2 separate regions of the Homo sapiens genome follow, and region 1 is linked to region 2. A link is an interaction called in ENCODE POLR2A ChIA-PET data of the cell type or tissue named here. Cell type or tissue: PC-3. All regions are shown on one strand. Each heading gives the region's core, and the rest is flanking DNA. Links, peaks and the distances in the headings are about the cores only. Region 1 overlaps MAN1A2 (mannosidase alpha class 1A member 2). Region 2 has its middle 85 kb from the start of GDAP2.

The links. ChIA-PET counts read pairs that join two places held together with the same protein. Peaks named below come from ENCODE experiments on the same cell type or tissue, not always from the same donor. Only the 100,000 strongest peaks of a DNase experiment are listed, where the experiment ranks them.
Region 1: POLR2A ChIA-PET joins it to region 2 with 6 read pairs; 2 of 35 experiments call an interaction of 5 or more read pairs at or near these places.

Annotation. Positions count from the first base shown.
Region 1 is chr1:117,507,401-117,510,326 of GRCh38, forward strand. The region is part of intron 12 of MAN1A2 (mannosidase alpha class 1A member 2); the gene reads left to right. Among named protein-coding and RNA genes, the nearest start is that of TENT5C-DT, 97 kb to the right of the region's middle. In PC-3, for the core only: no CTCF peak of the experiment used is centred there; no DNase peak of the experiment used is centred there.
Region 2 is chr1:117,843,421-117,846,346 of GRCh38, forward strand. No RefSeq gene overlaps it. Among named protein-coding and RNA genes, the nearest start is that of GDAP2, 85 kb to the right of the region's middle. In PC-3, for the core only: no CTCF peak of the experiment used is centred there; no DNase peak of the experiment used is centred there; H3K27ac peaks cover 627 bases.

The DNA of each region.
Region 1 (2,926 bases), core at 196-2,695, 340 kb before region 2:
AAGGTATCAAAAATCCACTTCCAATCCTCTTTCTCAGTAAGTTTTTGGAACATATGCTCCATGAAAACTGGATATAAACCAAAAAAGAAGACATAAATACAGGAAAGAAGTGAAAGGAAGATAAAGGGATACTGTATTGAGATTGAGGAGGACAGAGGCTCTGAGAGATTTCTTCAAGATTAAATGTATAGACTGTTTATTTCTGAGTATTTTGAGACAAGAATTAGTTGCTGAAGATTTTAGGTGCATTATTACTAATAAATACAAGTCAGCTTGCTTTTTAAATAAGGGGAGGAGTCATGTAAGAAAGAAAAGCCATGAATAGCTTTTAGTTAACATATGAACTTGTTTAAAGACACTTGGTTGGAGTCTTGATTGTTTTGTAAGAAGAGCTAAATGGTACTACTGTCCCCTCTCCAGCTGCAAGAAAGAGAAATATGTTCTTTGATAATGGCTTTTGTCCCTCCAAGGATTGTCTTATTCATTGGATTCAGTGAAATAGCAGTTGGTCAAAAGTCTCTTAAGCTGAAAGAATTGCGAGGAAATTAGCAGATAGAACACCAAGACTCCTAGGAGCGGTTCTCTAGTAGCAGCACTTGAATTGCTGAATGAATATCTCCCACGTGGATTCTCTATGGTTCTATCACTTTATACCATTTACTGTCATAAGCCTCTTATCAAAAACTTTGAAGGTGTGTATTATTTTATATATGTACCTTAGTGTCTACACCCATTCACCTAGATCTTTCTTTGAATTAGATTTTCATTGCACCTTACCTCAATTCTGTTGCACATTTATTTAAAGATCTGATAAACTGAGAAAAGTATACATTTTGAGGATACATTTCAACCATTTTTTTCTGAGTTCATATATATCAGGCATTAGGCAGCTCAGAAATCACAAGTTGGAAACATAGTCTTAACAAATTTGTTATTAAAGGAAAGAGAAATAGCATAAAATTAAGATCAAATTTATCACCACAGTATGTCTACTTTCACTGGTATCAGAGTCTCTGGGGCAGAAATTATGTCTGTGTCTCTTGCTTGTGTGCTTTTTTCCTCCGTATCTCTTGAAATTCAAACTTTGAATATAGTAAAATTCTGGAAAGCTATATAAGAATATGTCTTATATTCTTATATATACTTATATACTTAAGAATAAGTAATCTTAAATAATCAGAGTTATGGACAAAGATTTATGTACAGAGATGTTTATTGCTGTTATAAAAATAAGTCATTATTTGTTCAATAATAGCTGAATGGTTAAGTAAATTATGGCACATCCACAATAGTATCATGAAGCCAAAACAATTGCATTTTTATAGACTTTTCACAGTATAATATTAAGTGGGCTATTAAGTCCACATGTGCATACGTAACACATAGATGAACATGTTAATAGTATTTCAACAATATCAAAATGTGAACTGTAGTTTAGCTTAATTGAAGTTATTTTAGTTTTTAAAAATACTTTTTGTTTTTGTCTCTGTAAATATTTAAAAACATCTTTAAAAATACTCTATTTTGAAAAAAATAGGCTGGATCACTGCTAAGTACCAAAACTAAGTTTCTATAGAGCAAAGCTTTAAATATTAAAAAAAGAAATAAAATCATGAAACAATTGGAAAGTTTTTTTCAACCCTAGGGATGAAGATGGCATGATACAAAACCCAAAGATCATTGAAGAAAAGATTGAGAATTCAATTACATAAAAATAAAAAACATCTGTACAAAAAAAAGAGCACTAAGTAAAGTAAAAGACAGATGGCACACTGGGAAAACATTTCTTAAAATTAGAAATTATTAAGAAAAAATACTAAGCCTACTAAAAAAGGTAGTAGCAGTTCTTAGAAAAGAAATGGCTGTAAACACATGAAGAATGCTTGATCCACTTGTAAGAAATAAATGAAATAATAGATCAGATGCTATGTTTTATTTACTTTCACACTGCTTAAGATTTAAAAGTTTTTGTTCTGGTGTTGGCAAGGATGTAAGAATCTAGTCACTTTCAAACACCCTAAGTGAGAGTACACTGGAAGTATATTCTTTTTCGTTGTTGTTAAGGAAGCAAGGTCCACCTGTGGCCCCTGCCCCGACTTGGAAGTATATTCTTAAAATATCCTTAAGTGTGTATTATCAGTACTTCATTTGTCCTGATAGTCTATGTGAAATATTAATATTCTCAGTGCTTTAGTTTAGTGTTTGAGTTAGAACAAGCATGCATGCAATCAATGTGTTTGTTGAGCTATATATACATAACAGCATAGCACTTGTCATATTAAAATCAGTTGTTTAAACACTATAATGTGTAGCTCCTAAAAAATCAAGTTGTTTTTAATACAGCTTTTTTTGAATTATAAAAATAGCATGTGGATATTGCAAAACGAGTTAAATAGTGCAGAACTGAAGAAATGACAAAAAAAAAAAATGAGTTTCTTTGTGCCTCACATCCAATCTCACTTCCCAAAGAGAATAATTATTAAATAGTTCTTGATATAGCCTTCTGGAAATTTTCTGGGTATATGCAAACATATAAAAATATATATAATATATATCCTTTAGCCTTTTTTCTCCATATATAAGATTATATATACCTATTATTCTGAAACTTGCATTTCCACCTTTTTATCTAGGAAAGGTTTCCATATTGGCATATATAAATCCACTGAGGAATGTTTTATAATTTGTTTAATCAGTACCCTATTGTTAGATATAGAACTTGGTTCTGTTTTTTTGCTCTTATAAACAGTGCTTCAGTGAATGTCCTTTTACATATATCTCTGCTCCCTGTGTGAAGATAAATGTTGGTTAGATTCCTAGAAGTAAAATGGATGACTAGGGCAGTGGCATGTGCATTTGACATAACTATAATTAAGCAAAATAAGCTGAGAGAGCGAACTTTTCAGAAAACTTCTCAGAGAGTTTC
Region 2 (2,926 bases), core at 291-2,790:
CAAGGTCATCAAATAGGATACCCGTTCAAATAAAATCAACCCATCCAAAGGTCAGCAACCTCAAAGACCGAAGTAAGATAAGCCCATAAAAATAAGAAAGAATTAGTGCAAGAACCCTGACAACTCAAAAAACCAGAGTGCCTTCTTTCTTTCAAATGATGATATCACCTCTCCAGCAAGGGTGCTGAACCAGGCTGAGATGGCTGAAATAACAGAAATAAAATTCAGAATATGGATAGGAACAAAGATCACTGAGCTACAGGAGTACATTAAAATCCAATCTAAGGAAGCTAAAAATCATAATAAAACAATGCAGGAACTAACAGACAAAATAGCCAGTATAGAAAATAATGTAACCAACCTGATAGAGCTTAAAAACACTCTACAAGAATTTCATAATGGAATCATAAGTATTAATAGCAGAATAGACCAAGCAAGGAAAGAATCTGCAGAGCTTGAAGACTGGCTTTCTGAAATAAGAGAGTCAGAGAAGAATGGAGAAAAAGTAATGAAAATCAATGAACAAAACCTCTTGAGAAATATGAGACTATATAAAGAGACCAAATCTATGACTCACTGGTGTTCCTGAAAGAGACGGGGAGAATTGAACTGACTTGGAAAACATTTTTCATGATATCAACCATGAGAACTTCCCTAACCTAGCTAGAGAGGCCAACATTCAAATTCAGGAAATTCAGAGAACCCCAGAAGTTACTTTGCAAGAAGATCATCCCCAAGACACATAATTGTCAGATTCTCCAAGGTCAAAATGAGAGAAAAAATATTAAAGGCAGGTAAAGAGAAAGGTCAGGTCACCTACAAAGGGATGCTCATCAGACTAACAGCAGACCTGTCAGCAGAAACCCTACAAGCCAGAACAGATTGGGAGCCAATATTCAACATACTTATAGAAAAGAAATTCCAACCCAGAATTTCATAACCAGCCAAACTAAGCTTCATAAGTGAAGGAGAAATAAGATACTTTTCAGACAAGCAAATACTTAGGAAATTTGTTACCACCTGACCTGTCTTACAAAAGCTTCTGAAAGAAGCACTAAATATGGAAAGGAAAGACCATTACCAGGCACTACAAAAACACACTGAAGTACACAGACCAGTGACACTACAAAGCAACCATATAAACAAGTCTGCAAAATAACCAGCTAACAGCATGATGACAGGATCAAATCCATACATATTAATACTAACCTTGAATGTAAATGATTTAAATGCCTCAATTAAGAGACACAGAGTAGCAAACTGGATAAAGAACCAAGACCCATTGGTATGCTGTCTTCAAGAGTCCCACCTCACATGCAATGACATATATAGGCTCAAAATAAAGGGATGAAGAAAAATCTACCAAGCAAATGGAAAACAGAAAAAAGCAGGTGTTGCAATTCTAGTTTCAGACACAGTCTTTAAACCAGCAAAGATTAAAAAAAGACAAGGAAGCACATTAGATAATGGTGGGGGTTCAATTCAACAAGAAGATCTAACTATCCTAAATATAAATGCACGTGACACAAGAGCATCCAGATTTATAAAGCAAGTTCTTAGAGACCTTCAAAGAGACATAAAGTCTCCGACTATTATTGTGTGGGAGTCTAACACCCACTGACAATATTAGACAGATAATCAAGACAGAAAATTAACACAGATATTCAGGACCCAAACTCAGCACTGGATCAAATGGACCTGATAGACATCTACCAAACTCTCCATCCCCAAGAAACAGAATGTACATTCTTCTTATTGCCGCATGGCATATATTTGAAAACTGATCACATAATCAGCAGTAAAACACTCCTCAGCAAAGGCAAAAGAAATGAAATCATTACAAACAATCTCTTGGAAGACAGCACAATCACATTAGAAATCAAGACAATGCAATTTCACTCAAAACCATACAAGTACATGGATACTGAATAACCTGCTTCTGAATGACTTTTGGGTAAATAATGAAATTAAGGCAGAAATCAAGAAGTCCTGGCTGGGTGTGGTGGCTCACGCCTGTAATCCCCACACTTTGGGAGGCCAAGGTGGGTGGATCACCTCAGCTCAGGAGTTTGAGACCAGCCTGGCCAACATGGTGAAACCCTGTCTACTACAAATACAAAAATTAGCTGGGTGTGGTGGTGGGTGCCTGTAATCCCAGCTACTCAGGAGGCTGAGGTAAAAGAATCACTTGAACCCTGGAGATGGAGGTTGCAGTGAGCTCAGATTGCACCACTGCACTCCAGCCTGGGCCACAAGGGCGAAACTCCATACAAAAAGAAAGAAACCAAGAAGTCCTATGAAACTAAGGAGAACAAAGAAATAACATGCCAGAATCTCTGGAACACAACTAAGGCAGTATTAAGAGGGAAATTTATGGCACTAAATGCCCACATCAAAAAAGTTAGAAAGATCTCAATTTAATAATCTAACATCACAACTAAAAGAACTAGAGAACCAAGAGTAAACCAATCCCAAAGCTAGCAAAAGACAATAAATAAGCAAAATCAGAGCTGAACTGAAGGAGACTGAGGCATGAAAAAGCATTCAAAAGATCAACAAATCCAGGAGCTAGTTTTCTGAAAAAAATTAATAAAACAGACCACTAGCTAGATTAATAAAGAAGAAAAGAGAGAAGATTCAAATAAACACAATCAGAAACAAGGGGGATATTAACACTGACCCCACAGAAATACAAATAGCCATCAGAGTATATTATGAACACCTTTATGCACATAAACTAGAAAATCTAGAAGAAATGGATAAATTCCTGGACACATACACCCTCCCAAGACTGAACCAGGGAGAAATTAAATCTTGAACAGACCAATAATGAGCTCTGAAACTGAGTCAGTAATAAATAGCTTACTAAACATAAAAAACCCAGAACCAGATAGATACACAGCTGAATTCTACCAGATGTACAAAG